2 separate regions of the Mus musculus genome follow, and region 2 is linked to region 1. A link is a loop called in an ENCODE intact Hi-C map of the cell type or tissue named here. Cell type or tissue: gastrocnemius. All regions are shown on one strand. Each heading gives the region's core, and the rest is flanking DNA. Links, peaks and the distances in the headings are about the cores only. Region 1 has its middle 12 kb from the start of Pex3. Region 2 has its middle 71 kb from the start of Gm51759.

What was found. A loop is a pair of places that touch in the nucleus more often than their neighbours do. Peaks named below come from ENCODE experiments on the same cell type or tissue, not always from the same donor. Only the 100,000 strongest peaks of a DNase experiment are listed, where the experiment ranks them.
Region 2: a loop joins it to region 1, with 13 times the contacts of the local background. A loop is called at or near these places in 28 of 42 quality-filtered maps.

Annotation. Positions count from the first base shown.
Region 1 is chr10:13,563,452-13,566,369 of GRCm38, reverse strand. No RefSeq gene overlaps it. Among named protein-coding and RNA genes, the nearest start is that of Pex3, 12 kb to the right of the region's middle. In gastrocnemius, for the core only: a CTCF peak has its summit at 1,527 (motif pointing left); DNase peaks (open chromatin) are centred at 1,510 and 1,804; H3K4me3 peaks cover 548 bases; H3K27ac peaks cover 260 bases.
Region 2 is chr10:14,196,345-14,199,262 of GRCm38, reverse strand. No RefSeq gene overlaps it. Among named protein-coding and RNA genes, the nearest start is that of Gm51759, 71 kb to the right of the region's middle. In gastrocnemius, for the core only: a CTCF peak has its summit at 1,793; no DNase peak of the experiment used is centred there; H3K4me3 peaks cover 142 bases; H3K27ac peaks cover 294 bases.

The sequences.
Region 1 (2,918 bases), core at 289-2,788:
CAAACCCAGCAAAAGTAGCAATCACCTATAATGCCTGCACACTAGACAGGCAGGAGGGTCAGAAATTGAAGGCCACTCTCAGCTGTATAGTAAGTCTGAAGCCAGCCTGGGCTACAAATAGGGAAGGAGGGTCCTTAGAAAAACAAGCCATCTTGCCTACATCTGGGTCGCTGGCTGTTTTCTTCATATTTCAAGTGTACAAGTCGGGAAGTGCAAAGATATCTTGACATGACTTTTCATCGCTGATTGGACCCAGTAATCTGGGATACTCCAGCAGCTTAGATGTGACAGTTTCTCCCCAATTTCTCTTTAGCAGGGCACATGGCTCTACAGGCTGTCTATGTTCTATGCCTTCCTAACTATCTCATGCACGAAGTACGATTCTTTTTTGGTCCCTTCAAGCAAGCTTTTGAGGTGGGCCTCCGTGTTCGACACTACAGCAGAGCCTACTGGAAGACACTGAACACACACAGTTTTGCTATGTACATATCTATAGCTCCTCACCGACATGTGGACGTGGCTTTTGAATTCTGCACATTTGGTGTCTATGACATCCATTGTGATCTTGAGGTGGCAGCACTAATCCCTAACTACAGCAATCGACCCACAGCGATTTTTCCACAGGAAACTATGCCTGTGTGCAAAAGCTCTTTTGTCAGTGACTGGAAAGAGAATTTTAAAGGTGGTAAATGGAAAGGAAACCATTCAGCCCTGCTTAGGAACTAGGAAATGCTACTTAGCCATCTGTTAAAACCAGAAAGGGAAAACACGTACACTGCCTTATTTTCTGGTTACCTCTCTGCTTCCTGAGCAGTTCTTGTCTCTCGGATGAAATAACGGCCACATGTTTCTGGCTCTATGCTTTTACCTTTATTATTATTATTATTATTATTATTATTATTATTATTATTATTATTATTATTTTCTCCCTAAATTCAAGCTAAATTTACTCTTAAAGGTTTATCATGAGCCAGAATAATCTGATGGTACTCTACAAAGATAAGATCTCAGGTTGTTTCGAGCACAAATAATTCCCCCCAAATGATATGAAGTCAGTACATATAATGATGTCTGCCTGCAGGAGAGCACGGGAGCCAGGAATGAATTATGACCAACTGCAGAAAGGAACACACTAGTCAAGGCACTAAAACTTAATGAGAAGAGAGTCTTTAAAGTAGCTAAAACCGAAGAGAAGGTGCACAGACCATTATTGTAAATTTAAAATCCTGCGTACTCTTCGCTCATAAAACTTCTGAAATGCTGTTAAAAACACACGCGCGCACAAAACCACGCAATTATAAATCCTCTGAAGCATGTAACTGTGATTAGCTGCTCCCCCGGGCAATTTAAAAATACTACCGCCACAATCACATTCCAGCCTGTAATGTAATTCAAAACAAACAAGTCGGAGACAGCGCTCAAATGGCAGAGTCAACAAACACAGCCGCTTTGCATCAAGGACTTGAACGCGCTGAAGAAACTGAGGCTGCGCTGGCACTGGCCTTGTGGTGGAACAGCGAGGCCCCCTTCTGGGCAGAGAGGCACACTGCGCCCAGGACGGCGCGGAAAAGCCGCACCTTGCTCCAGTGACCCTTATCAGAGATTTTGTTGAGAGGTCAAATTTTTAGATACTCAATTTAAGCTTCATCATCCGCATTTGAAAAGAGTAATAGCTTTGTTATTTCGGATTCAATGGATCATTTTATGCAATCTTGTAACCATCATTCCTGCATTCTTATTCCGACCAGCAACTGGTTCTAACTGGGGCGTTGGCAGGGGAGGGGGTGAGGGGGAGGGCTGGTGGTCCCTACATAGCCCAGGCCTTGAGTTCATGATTCGTTTGCCTCGACTTCCCCAGTAGTGGGGCTGCAGTGTGCACCATTATGTCCAGCAGTAAGTGTCATCCTCCAGCAAATTATATAACGGACTATTTTCATTTCTCGCTCTGAAGAATATAAGGTCTTTGTTCTGAGAGTAAGGGAAGAAATGGACGTTAAAGGAGTAGTTGCTCCATGGTAAGGAACTACTCCACTTTCAATTTTCTCCTTGAGAACTTTTATGTGTGTGTGTGTCTGTAGTAGAATTGTGTGCACATGTAAGTGTTGGTACCCACAGAAACCAGAAGAGGGTACTGGTTCCCCTGGAACTGGAATTAGAGATTGTAAATTGCCCAGAGGTGATACTGGCAACCAAACTTGTATCCTCTGGAAAAGCAGTATTTATTTTTAACTCCTGAGCCATCTGTCCAGCACTCACTATTTAAAGTCTATTCCTCTTGAAAGAGGGCAATGAATAAAACTTTATTGTAGCAATATGCTATGATATTTCTAAAAACGACTCAAACACTTGCTTTATAAGCATCTGTTTTATCTAGATACTCTTTAAAATTGTTCTAGGGCTGGGGAGCTATCTCAGTCAGTCAAGTGCAGGAGGACCTGAGTTCAAGCTCCAAAATTCACATTTCAAAGAGAAGAGGGAGGGAGGGAGGGAGGGAGGGAGGGAGGGAGGGAGCATGGTGGTGCATGCCTGTAATTCCTGTACTAGAGGCCACAGGTGGAGCCCGGGCATTCCTGGACAGCCTACCTAGCTGAATGGTAAATTTCAAGAAATCTTCTCTTTCAAAAAAAAAAAGGCAGGAAGGAAGGAGTGGTGGCCCTGCATCTAAGGAACAGCACCTGAGAGTCGCCTCTGCCTCACACCCACATGAACCCTGGACATGCCTGGTCATTCATATACAAAGTCAATACAAGTCAGGACAAGCCCGAGGAGGTGCCTGTGCTGTGGAGTCCGGTGCAGGACCTGGTCTGAATGCACTCAGTAAAATGTCAAAGCTTTCTCTCTTTCTTCTACTTCCTGTTTTGATCTTGATCAATCTTCCAGAGATTTGTCCCTTTTTGTTTGGCATGTGTAGGTGTGTC
Region 2 (2,918 bases), core at 293-2,792, 630 kb before region 1:
GCACAAAGTACAGATTAGGTTTCTTTTGCCTAAAATTTGAAAGAAATAATTTCTTTGGGCTTCTTTTTGTAACAAATGTTGTGTGAACTATTTTATGGCGTGGTTCCATGGACCTAAAATGAGAGTGCCTGTCGTGCACACCAGCAGTGTTTCCCATTTCCACTGGCCTCCCACCAGAAATATATTCAACATCTATGGCTTTATTAATAGTATTATTACTAATTACCATGTGGGGTGTTCTTCCTGCATATATGTCTGTGTACAGCATATATACCTGGTACACACAGAGGTCAGAAGAGGCGTTTAGATTCCCTGGAACTGGAGTTACAGATGGTTGTGACTCACCAAGTAGATGCTGGGAATTGACCCTGGGTCCTCTGGCAAAGCAGTCAATACTCTTGACGTTGTTGATCCATCTCTCCACTCACTCCAGCATCTCTGGCTTTATTGTCATCAGACAGTATTAAAACCATTCATCCAGTGGGCTTCTCCTCTGCCATTCTTGCTTCAGTTCAGGGTGTAATCCATTGACACTGAACACACAAAGTAGGGGTCTGATAAGTTATTTTATGCTCTCTCTATATACAGACCCCACCATGCCCTTTACATCTGGGAGAACACTGGTGCTATTTGGCTCCTCCCTCAGTGCTGAGAAATGTTAAAGTTTTTATGAAAGGAAGACACTCCTTCCCAGTGAGCCAAGAACACAGTTTAGCTCTCTCACTTCTTTAGCAGTTTAAACTCAGTTTTCATTAGGCAAATTGTTCGCTGCTGTTAATAAGAACTGTGCCCGCTTTTTCCAGAGTGGTCATATATGAAACTGAAAAGCTTCCAGTGTCTAATCCAGATCTCATGTATGGCCAAGAAGAAAGGAAAGACCATTCCAACCCAGGCAGTGACACAGGGAAATAAGGTTTAGAGAGCTCTAAAGAGGAGTGCACTGACTAGTTCTGTGTCAACCTGACACAGCTGGAGTTATCACAGAGAAAGGAGCTTCAGTTGAGGAAATGCCTCCATGAGATCCAACTGTAAGGCATTTTCTCAATTAGTGATCAAGGGGGAAAGGCCCCTTGTGGGTAGGACCATCTCTGGGCTGGTAGTCTTGGGTTTTATAAGAGAGCAAGCTGAGCAAGCCAGGAGAAGAAGCCAGTAAAGAGCATCCCTCCATGGCTTCTGCATCAGCTCCTGCTTTCTGACCTGCTTGAGTTCCAGTCCTGACTTCCTTGGTGATGAACAGCAGTATGGAAGTGTAAGCAGAATAAATACTTTCCTCCCCCAAGTGCTTCTTGGTTATGATGTTTGTGCAGGAATAGAAACCCTGACTAAGACAAGGAGGACAGGAGCAAGGGAGATAGCTCAGTTGGGAAAGTGCTCACCTCGAAAACATGCAGATAGGACTTCTGTCCCCAGACCAATGTGAAAAGAACAGCATGATATATACTTGTGGTCACAGTACTGATGACAAGGCTCAGTAGGACAAGAAGCTGAGGCTCAGTAGACAGCCAGATTTAACTATTGTGCGTTCCAGTCCAGTGTTGGCCTACCACAAAATCAAGATGAGCTGCCCAGAAATAACACTAGAGGATGACCTCTGAATACAGAGGTGCGGCAGAGGAAGAGGGTGAGAGAGTGAGAAGGACAGAGAGACAGATAGACTGACTCAAAAAACGGGGCTATATGGAAGAGACAGAGAAAATGACCTGGGTTAGATGAACAGTTTGTAGAGCACCCTGAGTCTAAGTGTGGATTATGATACTGGTGTCATAAGCCACTGGAAGTTGGGCAGTCAATCCTATAGAGGGCGACAATTCAGTGAGGGATGCAGTCCTGATTACAGCAACAGAACTCTATCATAAAAAGTAATGTCTTTTGAAAGTCCCTTTGCAAGCAAGTACCGGAAATCCAGTCAAATAAGCCCAGTCGACGAATAGGAAATTATTGGAAAGAATATTGAGTCACCTTCAGAACCCAGCAGCATGAAGGATACCCAAATCTATGCAGATTCTATTTTACTTTATTTTTCTTTTTTTACTCCATATCCTGGCTTGTCTTGATTCTCTTAGCAAATGTCCTCTGTACCTCCAAACTCCATGCCTGACCCAGATACTAATGTCTACTCAACTTTCTTAAACCTAGTTATAAATTCCTAAGAGGAAGATAGTGCTCACCCGATGAGGGCCAAGGGCCCCTGATACAATCCATGGCCGTGGTGGTTGGGTGATGGCTGCTTACTTGGGGTTCCGTTTGTGGAGAAAGGAGTGGTTCTTGGAGGAATGTGGTATCATAGATTTGGCAGGAGCGCCAGAAGTTGGTTACATAAACCTACCAGAAGTCTGCTGGTATATTTTAATCCTGAAATCCTCCCAAGGTCAGTATAATGAGGAGATGTAAATAAATAGTATGGTTCTGAATAAGAGGACCAGTTTAAGAGACGCTAGAGCAGCGGTTCTCAGCCTGTGTGGGTCGTCATCTCTTTGAGGGTCAAATGACTGTTTCAAGGGACCATCAGAAAACACAAATATTTACCTTATCATCAATAACATAGCAAATTTACGGTTATAATGTAGCAACAAAAATAGTTTTATGGCTGAGGGTAACCACACAGGAGGGACTATTGAGAAACACTGCTCTAGAGTGTCAGCCATGGGGATGGTACCTGAGGAGATCACAACTGATGTGAAAGATCTCCCAGGACAGCCTGCACTGGGTAATGTCTGAGGAATCCAGCGATCCTTTGCGGGAGTGGCTGTTCGCAGCTTCCATAAATGCCGCACGAATGCAAGCGTGGGCTGCTTTCTTCAGAGAGAAGCTGGGCGTGGAGCTTAGGAGCAGCTAAGCAAGACCTGACAGTTCCAGAACCGCGGAAGGAAATGTCTGTGCTCAAGACATTCCCAGTATTATGAATCAATCCACCAAGT